Linked DNA regions of Mus musculus: region 1 is linked to region 2. Evidence: chromatin contacts called from ENCODE Hi-C or POLR2A ChIA-PET data. All regions are on one chromosome and are shown on one strand. Each heading gives the region's core, a stretch centred on a gene start or an enhancer-like site at or near the end of the contact. The rest is flanking DNA. Distances are from core to core; before and after follow the strand shown.

Evidence for each region. Hi-C counts contacts between places; a loop is a spot of excess contacts on that map. ChIA-PET counts read pairs that join two places held with the same protein, here RNA polymerase II (POLR2A).
Region 1: a loop to region 2 is called in a map of left cerebral cortex, with 3 times the contacts of the local background. The contact joins the promoter of Pdgfra here to the promoter of Fip1l1 in region 2. A Hi-C loop is called at or near these places in 8 of 37 maps with a recorded cell type or tissue (heart and left cerebral cortex). POLR2A ChIA-PET finds 5 or more read pairs at or near these places in 1 of 5 experiments (Patski).

What each region holds. Positions count from the first base shown.
Region 1 is chr5:75,149,172-75,154,712 of GRCm38, reverse strand. Pdgfra (platelet derived growth factor receptor, alpha polypeptide) reads right to left here and starts at 2,462. Exons shown (of 23, transcript NM_011058.3): 1 at 2,256-2,462.
Region 2 is chr5:74,532,398-74,537,594 of GRCm38, reverse strand. It overlaps Fip1l1 (FIP1 like 1 (S. cerevisiae)), which reads right to left and starts at 2,104. Exons shown (of 18, transcript NM_001159573.2): 1 at 1,834-2,104; 2 at 750-794; 3 at 614-653. The coding sequence starts at 1,915.

The DNA.
Region 1 (5,541 bases), core at 1,213-3,712, 620 kb before region 2:
CCTGTTGGGAAATCGAAGGAGTCCTCATCAAGAGGAATTTGCAAAGAAAGAGGACGAGAGGAAGGATGAGATGGAAAGCCTTGGTCAGGGGAAAATCCGAGCCTAAGAGAGGTTATGTAAACTCCAGTGCGACGGCAGAAGAGGTGCGCCCGAGGAGCGCCCTGAGCCCCGAGCCTCTTCTGAGACTTTGGGTGTTAAATCTGGGGCTGTACAGCTGCAGACCACAGTGTGGGTTTACACTAGAGGCCTCCTCCGGCTCCTCAAGGCTGCCTAAGACTGATCCGAAACCATTCAGGAGAAGCAATTCAGTCCAAAACATTGAGCAATTCCGCCACGAAGCCAAAAAGCCGTTTCCCACACCGCCCAGCCTGGGGCTTTTCTGGGCAGCTCTGTCCGACGCTGGGCAGCCCAGACTTTTAAAAGTGCCACCCACGCCCCCTCCCCAGCTTGGGTTCCCCCATGCACACCCTCCGGGTCTTCTAGAGGTCTTAGCAGACCTGGGAGTTTCTAAGCGCGGGTTCTGCAAGGACTCCCCACAGCAGACAAACAGGCCAACACTTCCTTTCTCGCCAAGGCTGGTCGCCAAGTCACTGGCAACTCCTGCACACCTGGCTGCGAGGCTCTGGCTTGGTCCTGCTGCAGACCAGGGCCGAGTCATACTGCCTTACTCTGCAGACTGCCCCACACGCCTTCCAAACAGAAAGAATCGCCGACCTCAGAAGCTTCAAAGCCAAGAGATCGCTTCCTGCTTTCCCGGCCCTGCTCGAGGGAAGTTAATCTCACATGTATAAACTGATTTCCAAGGGAATAACGGTGAAGGAGGGAAGGCTGCGCGGAGACCGCCCCTGAGTTTTGCAGGATACTGAGCGTTGGGAGGAAAGTTGGGGGGGGGGGGCACTGGAAAGGTTGCGTTCAGGCGACCAGTGCCTCGCATCCATCATCCCAGGGCAGAGAAGCACCCAGAGTTCCGTAGGCAGGAGGCGAGGGTGGTTGGCCTCTTACATTTCTGCTTACCTGCACCCACGTCTGTCCTTTCAGAGATGTCCTGACTTCTTCACAAGAGGTCAGCTCCTAGCCAGGGATCTTGCCTCTTTGCTGCCTGCGGCCAGGACTAAGCAAGAGCCAGGCCCCCCCAACCCCCGGCCGTGCAGAAAAGACTCCACTGGAGACGCAAGTGAGCCGAGTGGGGGTGGGGACTACGGAGCACAATGAGGGCCCCTCGGAGTGCAGTTTGAAATTCCTCAAATCCCAGTTGCTGGAATGCGAGGCCAGGACGACTTCTTCACTCGAGGCCAAATGTGTTTGTCATTATTCCAGATCGCTCGTCCGCGCCGCCGCTGCCGCCGCTGCCTCCGTCGCTGGAGTGAGAGGCGCACGATCCCAGCGCACTGCGGATTCCGCCCGAGGCTTCTAGCACCCAAGTAATTCGCTCCAATCTCTCCGGAACCCTTGGAGCTGCGCCCCTCGCCCGCGCGCCCCTCTCACGGTGCTGCAGCCGCCACCGCCGCGCTCAAGTCTGGCCCCAGATGTTTCCAACAGCAGCGCCGTCCAGTAATTACGAGGGCTCGACTGGCGCCGAGTGTGCCCGGCCGGCATCCGAGGTCCGACCTCCTCCAGCCGAGCCCTTCACACCTCCCTTTTTTCTTAGCGCTTTCCCGCGCCCCACTCGGCGCCCCTTTCCCCTCCACACACACACTTCTCCTGGTGCGCCCCCTCCCCAAGCTTCGCGCCGCACCACCCGCTACAGCGTAGTCCCGCCAAACCGCGGGCGACGAATGAAAATACTCATTAAAAACCTGTCCTCTTCCGTGACCCACTGCCAAGAGGCCAAGCGCCGCGGCTTCCACCCCCCCAATGTTACTTGGTGTTCGTCCCAGTAAGCACGAACGCCACCCCCACCCTGGAGGAAAACCTCAAAAATGTAAGCCTAACAATTTCTTTGGAAGGCTATAGGATTGTGTAGGGAAAAAAAAAAAAACATTGCTTTTAAAAATAGGTCTGGATTTTTTTTCATTTTCTTTTTCTTTTTCTTTTTTTTTTTTTATCTTTGACTCTCTAATGGTTACCCCCCCACACCCCCCATTCCAGTGAAGTTTATTCAGAATAAGTTACTTTCTGGACACACCACTGAACTCAGCTGTTTTGTTTTTGTTTTCCTCGTTGCCCAAAATTTGAAGTTACTTAGCTTCTTGCAGCCCCAAGTTATGATCAGGGACCTTCTTGAGAAACAAAAGTCACTTTTTCCTCTCCCTTACCTTCTCCTTCTATGTCAATTTGCAAAGAAAATCCGATACCCGGAGTGAAAAGTAAGCCCCAAGCTTCCAGTCCTTCCCCGCAGCTCCTCCGTTTGTTTCTCTCCCTCAAGCTCCAACAGTAATGGGCTCAAAACCCGCATTTTGTAATTGATTCAATGTTATAGTCCGTCCTCCAAAAACTAATCATTTGCTTAAAGTAAATAGCTGTCAGGAAATGAAGTCCCCCCCCCCCTTGGTCTCTTCAAAATAAAAGTTTCCCTAGGACTCCTTGCTCTCTGACTCTCTCAGGCTCAAGACCTCTTCTTTGCTTTTTGCTCTTATGCAATCAGGGGGGCCAGTCCCAACCCCCAGACTTCAACAACAACGAGGAGGGGGGAGCAAACCAGATGGGGTGGGGTGGGGGGCCGAAGGGGGAGGTGTTGACGTTCTGCCGGGAAAGAGGTTTCAGGAAACTACAAACAGCCATCATTTCCAAAATGAGTTGACTTCCCAATTTGGGGGTGGGGGTGCTATTGTTTTGTATTCTCTTCGAAAAGAAAATACACGTAAAATTGCTGCTCATTTCTAAAACGAATATAAATCTAGAATTCAAATTATCCTTTCTATAGACAGTCTGGGCCTCGCTAGAAATATGGCCCTGGGGAGAAATTCTAACGCGGCTGCGTCGTTTTGAACTGGGGGTCTTAAGGGAAAGTGCCGTGTAGTTGCTAATCCTTTAATGGGATTAGGAAACTGTGGAGTCTAATAGGAAGATGATGGGTTTTTGAAAGGCTGGATTGTGAGGCGGTGTGCAAATAACGGTTGCTCGGCGTACCTTTGGGATGTTCTCCGGAAGAAGGAAAGAACGACCTTTATCCCTTCGGAGCCACTTATCTGGTCCTGCCTTTGTTTTCGGGGGTTATCTGGTCCTCGCTTCTTCTATCTTCATATGAAAACGCTCAGGCTAGGCGTGACTACCAAATGCCTGCCCTCTGCATCTTGATGGCAGAAGGATTTTTATCCTCCTAAATTCCACCCTTCCGAGTGGGTCGCACGCGACGTACCCTAGGAAAGCTTTCAGGACGTTTGAGCCACAAACCAGGGAACCCAAGACACCCAGCGAGAGACAGTTGGGACACGGCGATCCTGCTGGCGAGGGAAAGGGGGCGCTGACACTCCAGGAACCAAACCTGGGCGAAGCGGGACTTCCCGGAGCGGGTGGGGGAAGGGAGGGCCTTCGACTTGCGCTCTATTTTTGAATGCTTTTGGTGTGTGTGTGTGGGGGGGGGGGTGTGAGAAGTCCTCTATCTCCACCACCACCACCACCACCACCACCACCACCACCACCACCACCACCACCTCCATCTCACACATCAAAATTAAAATGGACAAGGTGACCAGGTTGATAACAAAACGTCGAATAACCATCGGTTATTTCACCACTATAGTGGACCTGAGGCTCTGGCGTAAATCACAGAGGTTTCCCCGAAATGCCGAGTGCTGTCCCTAAATGGGACAGGACCGACCGTGGGGATATCAGGCTCGGGAAGAGGATGCCTGGAGCTGGGCTGAGAGCCCCAATTCTCCTCCGCCCTTCTGCACGCCCGCCTCTGGTGTATCTTCAGCTCGGGTGACTGCCCTGCTCACTATTACTTCCACATGTTCCTTCAGGAAACCGTTGAAGGCGAAATGTATGAACAGCCCCTTGTTCGGAATGCTAGCAGGATACCGTAATGTTTGTAGATAATGAACAGGATGGTAAGGTCTGCGAACAGGCTTGCACACACACACACACACACACACACACACACACGGAGCGAGGGGTTGGGGGGGCTTTCATCTGTTGTTAAAAGCAAGTCAAGATTTAGGTTTTTGTAGCAGGTACCCAAGGAGGGGGTGAGTTTGGGGCTGAGCGTCTGCAGAGGAGAGCCTGCTTTGCAAGGAACACCCTACCAGCTCTAATCCCACTACCTGCCTCAAGCAGGGCCCCTGCGTTCTCCTCCCACAAATGGTAACTTCACAGTTCATTTCAGAGCCGTTTTAAAGGAGTCCGAAAAGCGGGCCGGCTCGGGTATCCTGAGACAGTAATTCCTCGGGAGTTTAAAGGGGAGAAAAGGATGAGTATCGAGCACCCAGTTGCTCTTCTGGTAGTAATTACCTGCCTAATTTAAATGATGCCTTTGTTATGATCATTAACAAACATTTGCTAAAGGTTTCCATGTGTGACATTCCCTAAGGTTTAAAGGCCTGGAGAGCTGACTCCCGGGATAGTGCCCCAGTAGGGGGTGGAGCAGGCAAGCAAATGGTTGGGCAAAGATCTCGCTGAGTCGGGACCCAGCAAAGCATCTGCCTTGCCTGCAAAAGCAAAATAAACGCAGTGGTCTGGAGCCACCTCAGGGCAGGAGGCTTGGGAGCTCAAGCGGTTGGTTTCTGAAACCAGGTCCTGCCCCCGCCCACTGCTCCCACTGCTCATAGGCGGGTTTGAATCGCATTTTCCGCCCTCCACTCTCTGGGGGCTGAAGGAAAGGTCCGGTCTGTGCCCGTCACTCAACCCAGGGTGTCAGGGGGAGGGGGCCAGCCCAGTTCTTGCCCTGTTCTAAAATCCTTCCAGATTGCCCCCTCAACACCCCGGGTCCTGGGTGGTCTCGGGGCCGAAGAAGGCAAGTGCCAGTGCCTAGCCAAGGTCTTTTCTCCCCTTCTGAACTTCTGTCCCTGATGTCGGGGGGGGGGGGGGGTGGAACAGGTCACTTGGTGAGCCTAACGGAATCGCTTTCTGCTTGGGTTAGTGTGTCAAGAACCCAGCCTGCATTCAGATTGTGGTTGTCAACCCTTTGGATCTTTTTCCCTGGAGTTAAGAACGAGGTTTTCCCAGCAGTTGAGACCGGAGGAGGCCCAACTCGCCCGAGGTTGGGAACTTTGGGGAATCATACCCTGGCCTTATGCCCCATGCCTTGGGGGCGACCAGGAATAGAGTACAGGAGAAGGAAGAGACGCTAACTGCTATAGATGATTTAACCTTCAAGAGAAGGTCCCCGTGAACTTTTGATAATCACATCAAAATGGTCACTGACAGAAAATAAATTCTGCCTTGCATCCCAGAATCAGAACGTCCGGCACCAACGCCTAGCCTTTCTCATTGCTCGCTGGCACTGCCCACTAGTTCTACTATCCTTGGAGAATTCAAGCCCTTCTGTTGAAGACCAGTTACAACCACCAAAGCCGTTACCTGTGAAAATTCACATTCAAACAAACTTGTTAATTTCTTTCAAATAAAGACGCCGCGGGCAAGTCGAGATGCAAGGGGCGG
Region 2 (5,197 bases), core at 855-3,354:
CTACAAAGGGAATTCCAGGCCTGTCAGTAAGAGCTTGTTTCCAAGAAAAGAAGAGAAAAGAAAAGAAAAGAAAAATAAGAAATTATACCAAAAGTAAGTGACACTATAAAAACACTAACAAACTATGAAAGCAACAATTTTTAGTTATTTTAATTCTTACAGTAAATTATTTTTTTTCTTAGTAATTTAACAACTACACTCAGCCAGATAAAGTTGCTCTTGCCTTTAATCTCAGCACGTGGGAGGCAGAGGCAGGTGGATCTTCTTGCCAGCCCGCTCTACAAGGTGAGTTCCAGAACAGCCAGGGCTATGCACACTACACAGAGAACGTTGTCTTGAAAAACAAAACAAAACAAAAACCCAACTATGTTGTGTACACCTCTAAGCTCAATTAAGGGTGAAAGTTACTCTACAGTGAAAAGTTGGCAAGTACCTAATAACTCAAAAAATTGTCCTATACGTTACTAGAAAACAGGACAGGATTGGTCCACAAGTAGAAACAGTCCTTCAACTTTGGTCAAAATGCAATTTCGCCAAGGATTATGATCAAACAGTAGACAACTTGCTAGAATCGCAATCTGTGTAAGACATCAACAGGAGAGAGTTCACCAACCTGGCATTTTCTTCTTCTGGCCTTTCAACTTCATTCTCATCTACCAAATAAAATAAAATAAAATAAAGTAAATAAAGAAACCAAGCTTAAGCAACAAGTAGTATAGAAATCTGAAGGGAAGATCACAAGCACTAACCTAGATCCTTTGCCAAGTCACTGTGCACATGCACGTCCCACGGGCCTACAAGCATAGCCAAAGTTAGATCACTTCATAAGCAAGACACATCTCTTATGGAAAGAAATACAAGGGGATTTACACATCATGCTAAGAGAAACCCCACACATTTCACATTTTAAGGGTAGTACCGATGCTGTCTTTCCACTAAAGAAATAATCAATTTTACAAGTTTATCGGAGTTTCATTACTAAAAGGCTGCTTAAGACGCTAACGTTCACTTTTATATAATCTATGAAATTTATGTCAAGAATGTATGCTCTAGGAAAGAACAAAATACTTTCAAATCTGGTATAACAGCCAAGGGGGATTACGACTTAAAGTTAAAACTCAGACATCAGACATGTCCCCTACAAAAACAAAGTACATGACGCATTAAATTTGGGGACACAAACACAAAACACCGAATACAAGCCTATGGGAAGAGTCACGAGATACAACTATGACGTGGACTATACAGGGCTCTTTAAAAAGCAAAAAACAAAAAATAAAAACAAAAACAAAACACTTCACCTTAATACAGGCCACAATTCAGGGTTTTCTTTATGGACCACAGTGTATTTCATCTGTTTCTTTTAATTAATACTTTTAAAGCACGACTTTCAGACAAGGAGGTACCCTTGCAGGTGCATCCCATACAAACTGACCATCAAGAAACAAGACGTTAGTTTCATTGCACTGACTTTATTTAGCTGCTATTACAGAATGACGGTTTCTGAAAGAAAGGGACGAGGAGGGGCACCCCATAGCCACTGAGCAAGAGAGACACCAAAGCGGCTCAGAATCGATAAAGAGCATGAATAGAGAGCGCAGAAGCGAGGAGGCCCGGGCGGTGCGGAGGAGGGCGACGCAGGGCTGCCCGGCCTCCTTGGCCCGCGTCCACCGCGCGGTGAGTGCCTGCGGGTCCGGGCGAAGGCCGGGAGCAGGCCGCACTCGGCCTAACCAAGGCCGGTTAGGGCCAATACGAGAGGCCTCGGACGCCTGGGCCTGAAACGCTGGGAGGAAGGCCAGAGAGAACCGGGGAGACAGACAGGAAGTTCCGTACCGCCATACAGCCACTCTTCCTCCTCATCCCCTCCGGTCCCGCCGCTCAGCTCCACCAGGCGCTCCACCTCGCCGGCCGACATGGCCGCCCCACGCACAAGTTAAAGGCGGCGGCCAACAGCTCTCTCAACCCCTTTTTCCAGCCTCGCCGTCCCAGGGCGCGAGAATGGGAGGGAAGCCGCCGGTAAGCGAACGAAGAGCGCGAGACTCAAATCTGGGGCCAACCTCGGTGGAGGCGGCGACCCTGAAGAGTCAGCGACCGATCCGTCTGCGCATGCGCCGCAGGCACCCAAGCGGCGCGGCGTCTCTAGGTGGTTACGCTTCCGCGGCGGCGGGCACCTGGGCCTCTCATTGCGCAAGCGCCGCGCGATTGGCTCCTCCCCCTCCCCGCCCCACCCCAAGGATTCTAGCTTAGCTTCTCAAGAGTGGCTTTCTCTGGGGCTTCTGGTCTTCTTTGAAGTTCCCTTCCCCCAACCTTCCTCCCACTCCCCAGTTCCCTTTGCTACACCATTGTTCTTTTCTGTCCCTGTTGCCTTTCTCCCTCCACTAGTCTATTTTAAAATCCTGAAGGCCAGCATCCCGCACGGGTTTGACTGAACCACAATTGTCAATTCGTCGAAATTTTAACAACCAACAAAAGAAAAATTTAATATATAAAGGATGCGTTCTCTTTGTTTAAAAAATTATTAGTATTGGGCATAGTGGCACTTGGTAGGCAGAGACAAGTCACCCTGGTCTACATAGTGAGTTCCAGGATAGCCTGGGCTATACAGGGAGACTCTGTGGCCGGAAAGTTTTATTTAAGTTACTTAAACTGGTCATCTGAGTGGAGGGAACCTTGGTTGTGAAAATACCTCCATAAGATCGGGCTGTAGACAAACCTGCAGGGCATTTTCTTAATTAGTGATTGATGAGGAGGGTCGAGCGTTAGACTTTATCTGTATCACTTGATTCCTCGTTACCTGAGTAGATCACGAGGGTTTTAATTCTTCTTAGTTTTGAACTCTTGTTTGCTATGCCCTGTTCCCCTGTAGGAAATTCTTAAATTGTTTCAACTTCTGTGTACAATTTCCTCGTAAAAATCTTCCCTGAATTCAACAAATATGTATGAAAGTCTACCCAAGTACTAGGAACTCTTCAAGACTATATAGATTGGCGGTTAAAAAAAAAATCCTTTCTTTCATGAAGCCTTTATTCTAATGGAAGATGATAGACACATCATGTTGATAAGGATTTAAAAATAATAGTAGCTGTAAAAAGACCCACGGCCAAGTGATTAAAAGGGAGGTATAATCTAATATCACGTGGTAATTAATTAATTAATTAAAATAAGTAGATCCCTTAATGGAGAAGGGCTGTAAGCTCTGTGGGTTTCTGCATGGGGGCTACTTGACAAGGAGATTAGGAACATGCAAAAGGCCCAGAGACAGAGAAGTTCCAGGCACCCAACTGCATTTGGAGTAGAGTGAAAGGCAAATGTAGATAAACTGAGTATGCAGATGGGGTGAGCAGGGTTGGGGTGAGGGGAGTAGAGCAGAGCTAAACTCTCTTTTAGACCACAAGTCTTATTGACTACATAGCCACTTTCCCCAGAATCTTCACTAGGCCAAATCTGCCTTCGTCTTGTTTAACTTTCACTTCCATCTGTTGTATGGTGCACCATATCCTTTTGGCCTTTGATACTATCTGCTTGAGAGTACCGTGGGCAGTTACCACCACCACACCGTGGTTAGCTCCATTCTCACTGTTAAGTGCATCTAAAGTAAAATTGGGTGGTTTCATGAGAGAGTTGATTGTCTTTTGCAGAGTGAATTGCTTTTCTTTCCAGTCTGGAAAAGAGTTTGTCTTTCAAATCATTGTCTAGACAAAGAGTTTAGACATCAACAACGAGTTGATTAATGAATGGTGGTGAATGCGGTAGGAGGCCTGCGTGGTGGAGGTAGCACTTGAGCTAAGCTTTGAAAATGATTTCTACAAAGCAGAGAAGCTCATAAAGCTCTAATGACCATCCTTCAAAGCCTCTTCCTTCCTTCTTTCCTCCTAAACTGAATCCTTGTATGGATATGCTTCCTTGGTTAGGATTAATCTCTCCATTTGCCATGGGAAACTTTGACATTAAATAATTTGACTATTTTATAGACTGTCTCTTGCTTCTTATATTATGAACTCATCTCACTACAATATCACATTTATCCTGAGTATACTTATTTGCCATCTCATTATTTATTGCTGTTCTAAGCAATGATGATGGTGATGTTGCTGCTAACCCAGGCCTGGCAGTGCATCCTGTCCTTCCAGGTCCTCTGGAGGCCAGGGCTAGAGCTTGACTCAGGCTAGCAGAGTAAGACTCCATCTCAGAACAATGTCAATAATAATGATATCATTTAATATGAAGTATACTTTTTTTTTTTGAAACAGGGTTTCTCTGTGTAGCCCTGGCTGTCCTGGAACTCACTGTGTAGACCAGGTTGGCCTCGAACTCAGAAATCTGCTGCCTCTGCCTCCCGAGTGCTGGGATTAAAGGAGTACGCCACCACCTACCACCACCCGGCTGTGAAGTATACTTTTGAGAAGTAATGAAAAGGAGTGCTTAGCTATAAGAATTAGACAATGAATAGATTACTGCTCAAATCATGCCAAGAGACCAGGTATGGTGGCATATGCTTTAGGGAGGTCAAAACCCAACTGTATACACACACACTCTCTCACACACAGAAACACACGAATAAAACTTTAAAATGAAAGCAATTGCCATGTGTCACAACTAGATGAATGATGTTAGGTGAAGTAAGTTAATCACAATAAAGCAGATAGTACAGGGACCCAATTATAAGACCCACAGTGCCAATGCAAAGAGAACAGGATTAAAGTAGAGGCTGACAAATGCTGGGGGGGGGGTGCAGGGAGCTGAGGTTGAGGGTGGCAATTGTTATTTAAAGGGTATATAGTTTTGAAACTATTTTGATTTTGCAAAATAAAAAGTTCCAAAGATTGGTTGTACAGCAGCATGAATGTTTTTTAATGTTTCCGAACTGTACATTTTAAAATGACTAATGGTGGACATGGTGGCACACACGTTTAATCCAAGCACTAGGAAGGCAGAGGCAAGCAGATCTCTGTGAGTTTGCAACGAACCTGATCCACATCATGTGTTCCAGGACAGCTAGGGCTGCACAATGAGATCCTGTCCACACATACTCACACACACACACACACACACACTCACTCACACACACACAATTAGAACAGTAAATTACTAAATTTTTTTATCTCATGCATGTTTCCACAATTAAATAATAATAATAATAATAATAATAAAACAGGTTCTAAACTGAGATGTGTAGATCAGTATATCTATTCCTCAA